Regions from separate parts of the Mus musculus genome. Here region 2 is linked to region 1. The links are chromatin loops, found by intact Hi-C in ENCODE. Cell type or tissue: gastrocnemius. All regions are shown on one strand. Links, peaks and the distances in the headings refer to the core of each region. The heading gives the core; the rest is flanking DNA. Region 1 has its middle 9.1 kb from the start of Gm40139. Region 2 overlaps Gm4610 (predicted gene 4610).

Region 1 (5,377 bases), core at 179-5,178:
GCAGAATTAAAATGAAGTGGGAATTATACGTTATCTCTAGGTCCTTGGATAACATATTCTTTTACAGATGTATATATGTATATGTGTATATGTGTGTATATATATATATGTATATGTAATCTTCAACAGCAATACTTCTGTAATCAAAATAATTCTGGAATATTAGCCCCTTATGTTTCTCTAAGGACATAGGCAAAGTATTGCATATAGTTAAGGTAGTTGTTATGCCTACCCCTCCCCAGAGCGTACACCCCTCCAAGTCAGATCACCCAGAAGTCAGTGTGAGGAAACCTTAGGCTTCCTGCATAGCTTCAAAACTCTGTCTAAAATCCTCATCTCCCTTCAACATCAGCCTCTCTGGTCAGCAGCTATGAATGTCAATCACCACGACAGACACCTGAGAGAAAGCCTTTCTGAGGAGGATGCATCCATTGGCCTTGTGGTTTCAGAGAGCCCGGGCCCGTAGACAGCTTCTCTGAGACAATGGTGAGACGGACCCTCGTGGCTAAAGGATGCCGCTGAGGAACACTGTTGGACAGAAGGCAGGAAGAGAGAGACAGAGATGGGATTAGGTAAGTGGCATTGTCTCTCCAGGGTGTGACCTCCACGACCTTTTCCTCCAGCTAGCTCCACCTCCCAATAACGTCATTATATTATGAACCCACAAGGGGATTGACTGAGCCACTGTTTAGGTCAGAGCCCTGAAGAGCCAATCACTACTCTTTTTAACATGGGGTCTCACTATATAGCTGAGGCTATGACTCACATTTGCTTAACATATGGGAGGCCCTAGTTTGATTCCCTGTCACGTATACATATGTATGTGTATGTGTATATGTATAGGGATTATCTTTCCAAACTTGAATATCCCACACCTCCTTTGGTGGTATCAGAGGACAGGAGTCTTTAAGAAAACAAGGAACTCTTTGTAGAGCTCAGCTCCCTCTTAGCTACAGTGCTTAACCACTCTTCTTTCCATGACTCACGGACAGGACAGTCCCTTTCCTCCGGCCCTTATCTCACTGGAGCCTAGGGCCTGGATCTCCTATCTCGTTTCCCCTCCCCCTGGCCAGCTTTCGCAGCTCTACCAGGTCTTTTGAAGGTGCTGCCTCTGGTCACGTCTCCTTTAGTCTCACTCTGTCCCAGCAATAGCAGCCTCCCTGCCTCACCCCCTGCCTTTCTTCTCATTATTTCCCTAGAGAACTCAGAGGAGGAGCTTGGACCAGCTGGGCTTCGCTTGTGCATTCCGCTCCTCTCTCAAGGAACTTCCTCTATCCCATGCCCTCCTGATCTCAGTTTGAGTTCATTCATCCATGATGTTGTCCGGTCCAAAGAACCACTGTGCACCCCAAAGTAGCCCCAGTTTCCCTTGGATCTCTTAGAATACTTTTTAAAAAAAGATTTATTGATTTTATGTATAAGAGTACACTGTAGCTGTCTTCGGACACACCAGAAGAGGGCATCAGATCCCACTACAGATGGTTGTGAGCCACCATGTGGTTGCTGGGAATTGAACTCAGGACCTCTGGAAGAGCAGTCAGTGCTCTTAACTGCTGAGCCAGCCCTCCAGCCCTCCGGCCCTCCAACCCCTCTTAAAATACTTTTTCATGTGCAGTTTTAGCCATGGTGGAAAGACCTACAGATGGCCAGGATGGTCGTGTCCTATGCCATTGCAACTGTGTGTGGTCCAATCGGGTGGCTTGTTAGAGATGTAAGTACTTGACTTGCATATCCCAAGCCTGTGTGAACCAGAATCCTGTAGGTGGGAGAGGTCACCCTTAGGCTCTGCCTCCTCTCCAGTATACCTTGGGCTCTCCCTATCCTGGGTCCTCTCTAGTAGCTTCTCCTCACGGCATCATTTTCCTGTTAATATTTGACTATGTACATCACCCATGCTCAGATCCTAGGAGCCGGATGTTCTGGAAGGACTAACCCAGAAAGCAGTAAGTAGCGGCTTTACCCACGCTAAGGAATGCTTCTGTTCTCTGCTGCACAGACCTTGGAGCGCTCCCTCTGTCCCATTCCCTTGCTCCAGATTGCTTTTTTTGGGCAAGGTCCCTGCTCTCCTGCCAAGTACAGGCGTGTGTTGCATTCACAAACATGTGCAGTGAAGGTCGCCTGCTTGTCTGGTGGTTCAGATAAGCTTTGCACACAGGTGCCCTGGCCAGCCCAGGGCAAAGGTCAGTGCTCTGCAGAGGGCCAAAGCCACACTTTCCTAAGAGGCCCCTCTGTACTCCCTAACCCACTGAGGGAACTTTAGACCTCAAATCAGGTAGGAAGGCTCTTCCGGAATAAGATGTGCATGTGTGTGTCTTTTATTTGGATATAAGTTTGAAGTTACGGAAAAGTCGTAAGTACAGCATGTGGAATTCCCATCCACTCTACCTAGGTTCACATTTTACCTACATCTGTTTCTATTATGACTTTTATTCTTGGGTGGGGGTGGGAAGGTATCATTCAAAAACAGGTTAAGGACATTATGCCCATTTCCCCCTAAATTATTTTGAGAGAAACATGTCAAAACACAGCACAGTTAACAACTTTGAAAAGCATAATATTGACACAATTTATCTAACCCACAGTCCAAATTAAGATGCTATCAACCACCTTAATATTTCTTATGTCTATGGCTTTTTCCCACCCAAGGACCCATTCAAATCATTCATTCGTTTGTTCACTCGTTCGTTCATTCATTATATCTAGTTGTTCCATCTCTTTAATCTTCATAAACATGGAACTGCTATTTTTTAATTCTTTGACCCTTGCTATTTTTGAAGGCTATCAGATGGTTGCTTAGTAGACTGATCTTTTACCTGGTATTTCAGGATTCAGTTTAGGTAAGCATTCTCTGAGAGGAAAAAAATCACCAAGGTAGCATTTTATCTGGTGAGAAAGCTCCTGCCTGCCCTCTGAACCAATACTAGCAGAGTTACCATTGCTCTCTACAAAGACTGCAAACAACCACTTTGTGGAGGGTGCCCTCTGCTGGCCATTTCTAGCACTGCAGCTGTAAACTTCCAACAACAACCCTGGACACAGGGTTGCGTGACCCTGGGAATTATTCCTCCTTATTAACTTTGATTCCCTCACTGATAGAATGGGGGACATCGGTGTCTTCTCTGCTTCTCTTACAAATTGCAAGGTGGTTGAGTGTGAAAGAGATTTACAAAGATGGTCAGGTGTCTCATATTCAAGCTTACGTTCTTGCTGGCTCCTATGACTTTTCTATAGGCTCAGATTAATGGTCCCTAGAGTGCCAAACCTGCTCTTCGTGATTCCCACTCACTACCTGAAAACCCTCCAATGGTGTTGGGCTCTATGGACATCATGATAAGCGCCATATCCCTGCTGAAGAATCCATGGACACAGGTCAAGGACATAGTGAACTGGCTTTCAGTGTGTCTGTCCGAGCAGGACCACTGCTGGCCTGTGTACCAGCCACTATAGCCTGTGTTCACTGGGGTCACAGCCCTTGCTCTTCCCAGGTGGTAAGAGCAAAGGCACAAACCCTCTGACACCCACCAAACATATCCTCTCAATAGGAATTGTCCCCAGCGTTTTCAATGGCACTGTAGGAATCTGTTTACAAGATGAGTAAAAATTCTCTTTATCCCGACTTTAGGTTTTTTGTCCATATTTTCTTCGCCCCCTTCTCAGAAGCCTAGGTCTCTGTCCACACAAGTTCTCCTTGGTGCCTTTCTTCCCTACTTTATTTTTTATTTTATTTTATTTGGGTTTCGAGACAGGGTTTCTCTGTGTAGCCCTGGCTGTCCTGGAACTCACTTTATAGACCAGGCTGGCTTCGAACTTAGAAATCCGCCTGCCTCTGCCTCCCGAGTGCTGGGATTAAAGGCGTGCGCCACCACGACCGGCTTTTTTCTTCCATACTTTTTTTTTGTTGTTGTTGTTTTTTGTTTTTTGTTTTTCGAGACAGGGTTTCTCTGTATAGCTCTGGCTGTCCTGGAACTCACTTTGTAGACCAGGCTGGCCTCGAACTCAGAGATCCACCTGCCTCTGCCTCTGCCTCCCGAGTGCTGGGATTAAAGGCGTGCGCCACCACACCCGGCATACTTTTAATAACTATTTATGGAACACTCGCTATGCTCCAGGCACTGCGTTGGGCTATATATGTGCTTACCCCCTTATCCCCTCCCCCCGCCCCGTGCCTCCTGAGGGGAAGGCGGGGATGGGGGTGGGGTGGGGGTGGTCCTGCTGTGCTTCTCAGGCATTCTTACCTCCTCCCAGGAGGCCCAGAGCCGCCTCCTCCTCCTCCTCCTCCTCCTCCTCCTCCTCCTCCTCCTCCTCCTCCTCCTCCTCCTCCTCGCTGTTTATTTCCTGCTCTCTTAGGACACGAGAGAGATTTATCCAGGGAGCTCCGAGAAGTAGAAATCAGTAGATTTAAGAAAGAGTGAATCTACTTCTCAACACAGACATAACCGCCTATAGAAGGGGGTGGTGTCTGTTTTTCATCTCAATTTTACCTCCAAAACAGAAGCATCTAGAGTAGTGATCTTGACCTATTTTTCCCCCCTAGGGGTCCTTCATGTTTTAGGGACCTTGGCATTCTCAAGACCTTGCGGAAGCACATGGACTTAGTGACGTGAGATGTTCACGGGGTCTTAACACACCGTGGGAAGTCAGTGGGAAGTGTGGAATATCTGTAAGCCTCACCCTGTAACTTTGGAGCCATGGGAGGATGCGAGAGGGCAGCTTGGCTGGGTGGGAAAGTAGCCTGGGCAGCAGACTGGCAAGGACTACACAGCAACCAGACGGAAGCCACTCCTCATCCACCTGTGGGATTCCAAGGTCAGGTTCAGGCTGCCTCCAAGGTATCCTCTGAGAAAATGAAACAGGATTTGACAGGGTGGGGAGATACCTAGGGGCCCCACACTCTCAGAGAAGGGGGTTGGAGGGACTCTTTGTGAAGGGGGCTGAGAAGGGAGGCAGTGTTCCGGGATCTAAATAAATTAATATATTAATTAATTTTTTAAAATCCAAGAAGTATAGTTATGAAAAAAAAATTTTTTTTTTTTGGCTCTTGAAAGTATTTTACTTCAGATTGAAAAATGAACAGCTTGCGCACTGCTCATTCCAGATACACAGTATTCACGAATACAATGCTGGTCATCTGGGGAAATGTATACACACCCCAATTCTCCTTCATGCTGAAAAAATCAAATTTTAATAAAAGAAAAGTAGGGGAAAACCACTGTTTCTCAAAAACTAAGTGGATGCAGAACACGGCAGGTTGTCCTTTTAAGGAAGCGTTGAACGGCCATTTTGGTTTGTTGGTGATGTTGGAGGTTGACATGGTTTCTCTTACACACTAAGAAAGCAGTGTACACTGAGTGACCCCTCTTGGCCCTGGCAGCTATTT
Region 2 (5,377 bases), core at 142-5,141, 68 kb before region 1:
GTGGGTGCTTACAAGATATTCCAAAAAACATATAGCCACAGAAACTAGGCTACCGCCATGGTTTGCATAGCCTTTGAGTCAACATGGGAGTCTTTTGGGGCACATAGACACAGATAGGCACACACATGCACAGTCCCTGAGAAATCCGAAGTAACTGACTTGGAGATGAGCTTTCATAAATTCATCCCTCCCCGAGCTAGTTATATTTTCAGCCTTTAATATTTCAAAAGGTTAAAAATTCACAAACTGTACTATTCCAGACAGGGACTCCTTTCACTTTTTTTCTTTCGTTTTGTTTCTAGATGTTTTGAGACTTCATTCAGTTCAAAGTTTGTCCTTCATCTATTTCTGGCGGTACAATATTAGATGGGTTTTTACCTCAGTGCTGGAAATCACAGGATCTCTCACATACTAGACAAGTGTTCTACACTGATTTATATCCTAGACCCCCATGAAGGTTTATATTCATCTTAAGTCAAAGAAAAAGAGAAATAGCTTTACCATGGTGCCTACGTAAGGTCAGAGGACAATTTGTAGGGGCTGCTTCTCTCCTTCTACATTGGGGTCCTGTGGATTGAACTCAGGCCACCAGTCTTGGTGACAGGCACCTTCTCCCACTGGTCATTTCACCAGCCTGAGAAATTATTTTTAAAATATGAAAGCTACTTATTCTGCTAGTGACTTCTGCATATTCTTTTTTTTTGGTGCCTTTCACAGGGTTCAGTGACAAACACCATATAAAATAGTGATCAATTTATTAGTTTACTAGGGCATTCATTCAAGAAACAACTGTTAAATACCTACCATGTGCCAGACACTGGTTTATGGTGGGTCTACTTCCATTCTTGTTTCTTTCTAAATTCTGAAGTAGTTATCTCTTAAAGATTTTGTTGTTGTTGTTTTGCAAACTAAAAGGATCCCCTTTTCTTGGCTTGATGGTGAGTGTCTGGGAAAGAAAAGGAAAGTGGAGTGCCCCCCCCCCCCCACCTTGGGAATTTTCATGTACTCCTGAGTCACAGGCAGGGCCCCTTTGAAGTTAAGACAAATTCTAGAGATGATTCAACTGGCCATCCAAGGTCTCCTAGCTTGTCAAAGATGAGGCTGGAATCTCAGTAGAGATGCCTGGCATTCATCCGCCTGCTTTGTGAATGCCAGAGCTGGTGGCTTGTGCTTCCATGAATGGTGCCAGAGAGTTGAGCTCAGAGCTGGCCTCCATCAGACCCTCCAAACTATGTAGGACTCCTTGTAAACAGATGCAGATGGTTTGGCCGATCCAAGGCAGTTGACCTGGCAGCACTCAGTCCCTCACTTTCTGGACAGATGGTGGCTCTTCAGGAGAAGCCTACAGACCTGGGTGATGATGAATCACTACCTCTGCTCTCCAGCTCATCAGGATAAAAGCTGCAAAGCTTGGCCTTGAGTATACGCTTTGTGGGTTTTTGTCAGAACAAGCCACTTTGATGTACCAGGGTAACTCTCAGCCAACTTGAAGCTATTTGTGATGACATGCAGCAAAGGGTGACATCCGCCAACACCCATGATGTTCCTCTGAACCAAGAATGTCAGCATCTTTCTCTAGAGGAAGGATGACCGGTCCACCTCCAGTAGCTGTCTGTAGGCAGCTGCACACTGAGAAAGCCCAGTGTAGGCTGAGTGGAGGGTAAAGAGCCAGAAGTAAGGCTGGGACCTTCTCATAGGTCAAAAGCAAGCTCTCCTGCCTTTTAAATCTCTTAAACAATTTTTTGTGTGTGTGCTAGAAACAGAGAGTCCAGGGCTACTAACATGAGACAAGCCCTCTACCTCTAGGCCACACCTCCAGCCCTCTGCCCTGTTTAAAAAAACAAAAACAAAACACCTTTAAACAATGGTCATGTAAATATCCCTTCAGTTGTAGAAATTATTACAAAAAATAGATCTTTTGTACTTTCCTACTTTTACAGGATCTGTAGTCATCATTGTTTGAAAAAAAATGAAATTAAAAAAAAAATCTGTAGATGTCACATCTAAAAGTTGGAACCGCAGTAATGATTTATCAGCTCTGGCCCGAAGCCAGCCAATTGGGAATTAATCCCAATTCTGCTACGAATTTTGTTTTGCAAGCATAAATATCTTTTGCTCAAAGACCTCAAGACAATAAATTCATAGGCAAGGCCTGTGAGATTGACATGAGCTAAGTGAGCCTGCGTGTGTTAGTACAGCTCTCGAAGCAGACCCTGAGGCAAGGATCTGAACATAAACAGTGCAGGATTTCTTGAAGAAGATGATTTTCTAGAGAATGGGCCGGCAGCAGGCATTACGTGAGAGGAGGGCCAGTAAAGGTGGCTTAGGAGCCAGTGGCCACGATGAGACTCTTGGCTTCAATTGTACACGCTCCCTCCGAGAGACTCTGCAGAGCATACCCTGCCTAAGGTGGGATGGCTGCAGTCTGTCCACCGGTGTCTTTCCTCACTACTCTTCTGTCCTTGCTGTGACTAAATATCTGACGAGCAGAGACTTAAGGGAGGAAGGACTTGTTTTTGTTTTGTCGTAAGGGTACAGACCATCTTGATGAGGAAGGTATGGCTGAGGGAGGAGCTCAGCTCATGGCTGTGACCACAGCCATCATCCTGGCAATAGGAACCTATGTATGGCTGAGACTCCTTACTTCCTGATAGCTTCGTGGATCAGGCAGGTCAGGAAGTGGCCAGACTGTGTACCTTCAGGCCTGCCCCTCACAGGACTCACTTCCTCTAGCTGTGCTTTGCCTCCCTAAGGTTTCATGACATCCCAAGATACTACCTGCAGTTGGGATCCAAGTATTTGGATGCATGAACACGTGGAGGACCACACCAGTAATGTGGCATTTATCCTTTCTGCATTACAACATAGAAGCTGAATTCATCATAGCAGACTCAGAAGGCAGATGTGGGTGCTAGAGTGGTTTTGAACTGCCCTAAACCAACCAGGCTCCAGGCAACTTGAAAGCTTACCAAGGCAGAAAGTCCAACTGGAGGATGCAGAAACCTAGCACAGCAATTGTGTTGGCAAAAATAACTTGTACTGGGAACAATGACAACGAAAGGAGGATAGGTACAGGCTCTAGACTACTTACTGTGATCAGACATTCACCCCAAAGCCACTGGGTACCCAAGATGAAGGTCCATATGTACCAAGGTGAGAAAGCGCCAGCAGGCTGTGTAGGCATGGTCTGCATTATGATGCAGGAGAGGAAGCAGTACACTAAATGGAGAAAAGATATGGACTCAGAGTGATGCCTGAAGCCTTGCTCTATGGAATCAAGTATATAAAAAAAGAAAACAATTGTGGCATTAAAAGTTCTTCATAGTTAGAGAGATGGCCCAACGGTTAAGAACACCGACTGCTCTTCCAGAGGTCTTGAGTTCAATTCCCAGTAACCACATGGTGGCTCACAACCATCTGTAATGAGATCAAATGCCCTCTTCTGGTGTGTCTGAAGACAGCGACAGTGTACTCATATAAATAAGATAACTTAAAAAAAAAAAAGAGTTCATCAGAAAGTTTAAGTGCTATAAAGTATATCAAGTCCTATTGGTTTAATGTGCAATACATGCTCACAAGATGGCACTTCTGGTTATTAGGCTAAAATGCCCTTTCACTTTCCAGTGATCCCAAGCACACTCAAAAAGATGGCAACAGCATTGTCAGCAATCGTAGACTCTCCACCAAAGGCCCATGTGCTAAAGGGTTGTTTAAAGGAAGAGGCAGAGCCTTTAAGAGGTGGGGCTAAGCTGGGCATAGGACTGTGCCTATGATCCCAGGACTCAGTCTGCTTTGTGAACATATGACCCACATAGAAGAGATACGTATAAGAACAAACTTCTTTACTCTGGTGCCCAGAGTTCGCCTTGTTGGCCTCTTTTCCCATTCCCTTAATACGAGGTAGAGAAAGAGTAAGAGGATGCTGTGACTTCCCTGACTGCCTGCCCTGCCATTGGCCTGCTAGGGTGGGTGGAGAGAGAATGTCAGATGCTGAGCAGCTGGAACAAGGCGGAGATAACTCTTCAGGTGCTGCAGCTGAGACAACGTTGACCCTGGGTACCACTACTATTCAGCTGCCGCTGGCAGAAGCTAGAAGGGCAGCTCTGGGCACCGCAGCACTTCAGAGGCATCTCCCGCGGGAGAGATTTACTTGATAGTGGGTGGGGCAGGAAGGAAGTAGGGAAGGCTGTGAAGTCAGCAGGATGGGTATCAGCAGTGGTGGGGAGAGGATGTTACTCAGTTCCTGCCATGCCCTGAAGCCCAGAGCCCTATGCCCAGTTGCTCAGAGGGGCAGGAAGAGAAGGCTCAAGAATGACATCTTGTCTGGTGTGGTGGTACATGCCTGGTACTTGGGAAGCAGAGGCAGGAGGATGTCTCTGAGTTCAAGGCCAGCCTGATCTACGGAGTGAGTTCCAGGAGAGCCAGAACTACTCAGAGATCCTATCAATCAATCAATCAATCAATCAATCAAGTCTAAGTCAAATGCCTCTTCCTTTCCCGTGTGACTAATATTACATGGCAGTTTGACTGGCTTAAACATCTAGAAACCTGCTAAACTTTGTTTTTTAGTGTGTCTATGAAGGCGTTCCTAGAGGAGACTGGCAATGGGTTTGAGTGGATTAGGTAGGATTAAAGCTGTCAGGAACCAACCAAACAGCCAGGCCTGGGGAGAACAACACAGAAACACTTGAATATTTATAATATTGAGTATCTATCTGTCTCTGGATGAGGGATATATTCCTTTCGTCTGCCCTTGGGCTTCACAACTTCAGGATTTCTGGCCTTTCGACTTTAGGATGTATACCGTTCCCCCTCACCCCAGCCCAGGCTCCCAGGCTTTTTCTTGCCTGGGGCTGAGAGCTACAGATTGGCTTTCCTGATACTAAAGCATTCAGAGCCACACTGAGCTGGGCTCCAGTGTCCTTGGGTCTCCAGTTTGCAGACGATCTGTTCTAAGTCCTGCCAGTCTGCACAACTGTAAGCCAACTCCACTAATTTTCCTCCTATCTATCTGTGCCTCTGCTGTTGGTTCTGGTGCCAGAGATCATAACCCCCTGGGAATCCCTCTCTGGCATGTGGGCATACGCCTCTGCAAAGGAGTCTACGCACCATGAGGGATTGTGTTCTCACTAACATCATTGATCTCTTCTTTGTATCTTACAGCTGCAAAGTCCAGAGGCTGAGGCTGAGGGACAGAGTGGACCTCCAGAATCCATGCACTGAGCTAAGGAAGGAAGAGAGTGCTTACACCAAGTCTCTCAGCTATGACACAAGAAGGAGAGGCACTGTTCACAAGCCCACTCTTCTGGGGCTCCCCTTAGGAATGGAAGCCTTCCTCTTATGAACCCCAATGGGAGCCTCCTCTGACCTCTCCGTA

What was found. Hi-C counts contacts between places; a loop is a spot of excess contacts. Peaks named below come from ENCODE experiments on the same cell type or tissue, not always from the same donor. Only the 100,000 strongest peaks of a DNase experiment are listed, where the experiment ranks them.
Region 2: a loop joins it to region 1, with 2.1 times the contacts of the local background. A loop is called at or near these places in 1 of 42 quality-filtered maps.

What each region holds. Positions count from the first base shown.
Region 1 is chr3:122,309,868-122,315,244 of GRCm38, reverse strand. No RefSeq gene overlaps it. Among named protein-coding and RNA genes, the nearest start is that of Gm40139, 9.1 kb to the left of the region's middle. In gastrocnemius, for the core only: no CTCF peak of the experiment used is centred there; a DNase peak (open chromatin) is centred at 2,987.
Region 2 is chr3:122,377,651-122,383,027 of GRCm38, reverse strand. It overlaps Gm4610 (predicted gene 4610), which reads left to right. Exons shown (of 2, transcript NR_168286.1): 2 at 5,164-5,377. Among named protein-coding and RNA genes, the nearest start is that of Gm4610, 12 kb to the left of the region's middle. In gastrocnemius, for the core only: no CTCF peak of the experiment used is centred there; DNase peaks (open chromatin) are centred at 1,213, 2,062 and 5,041.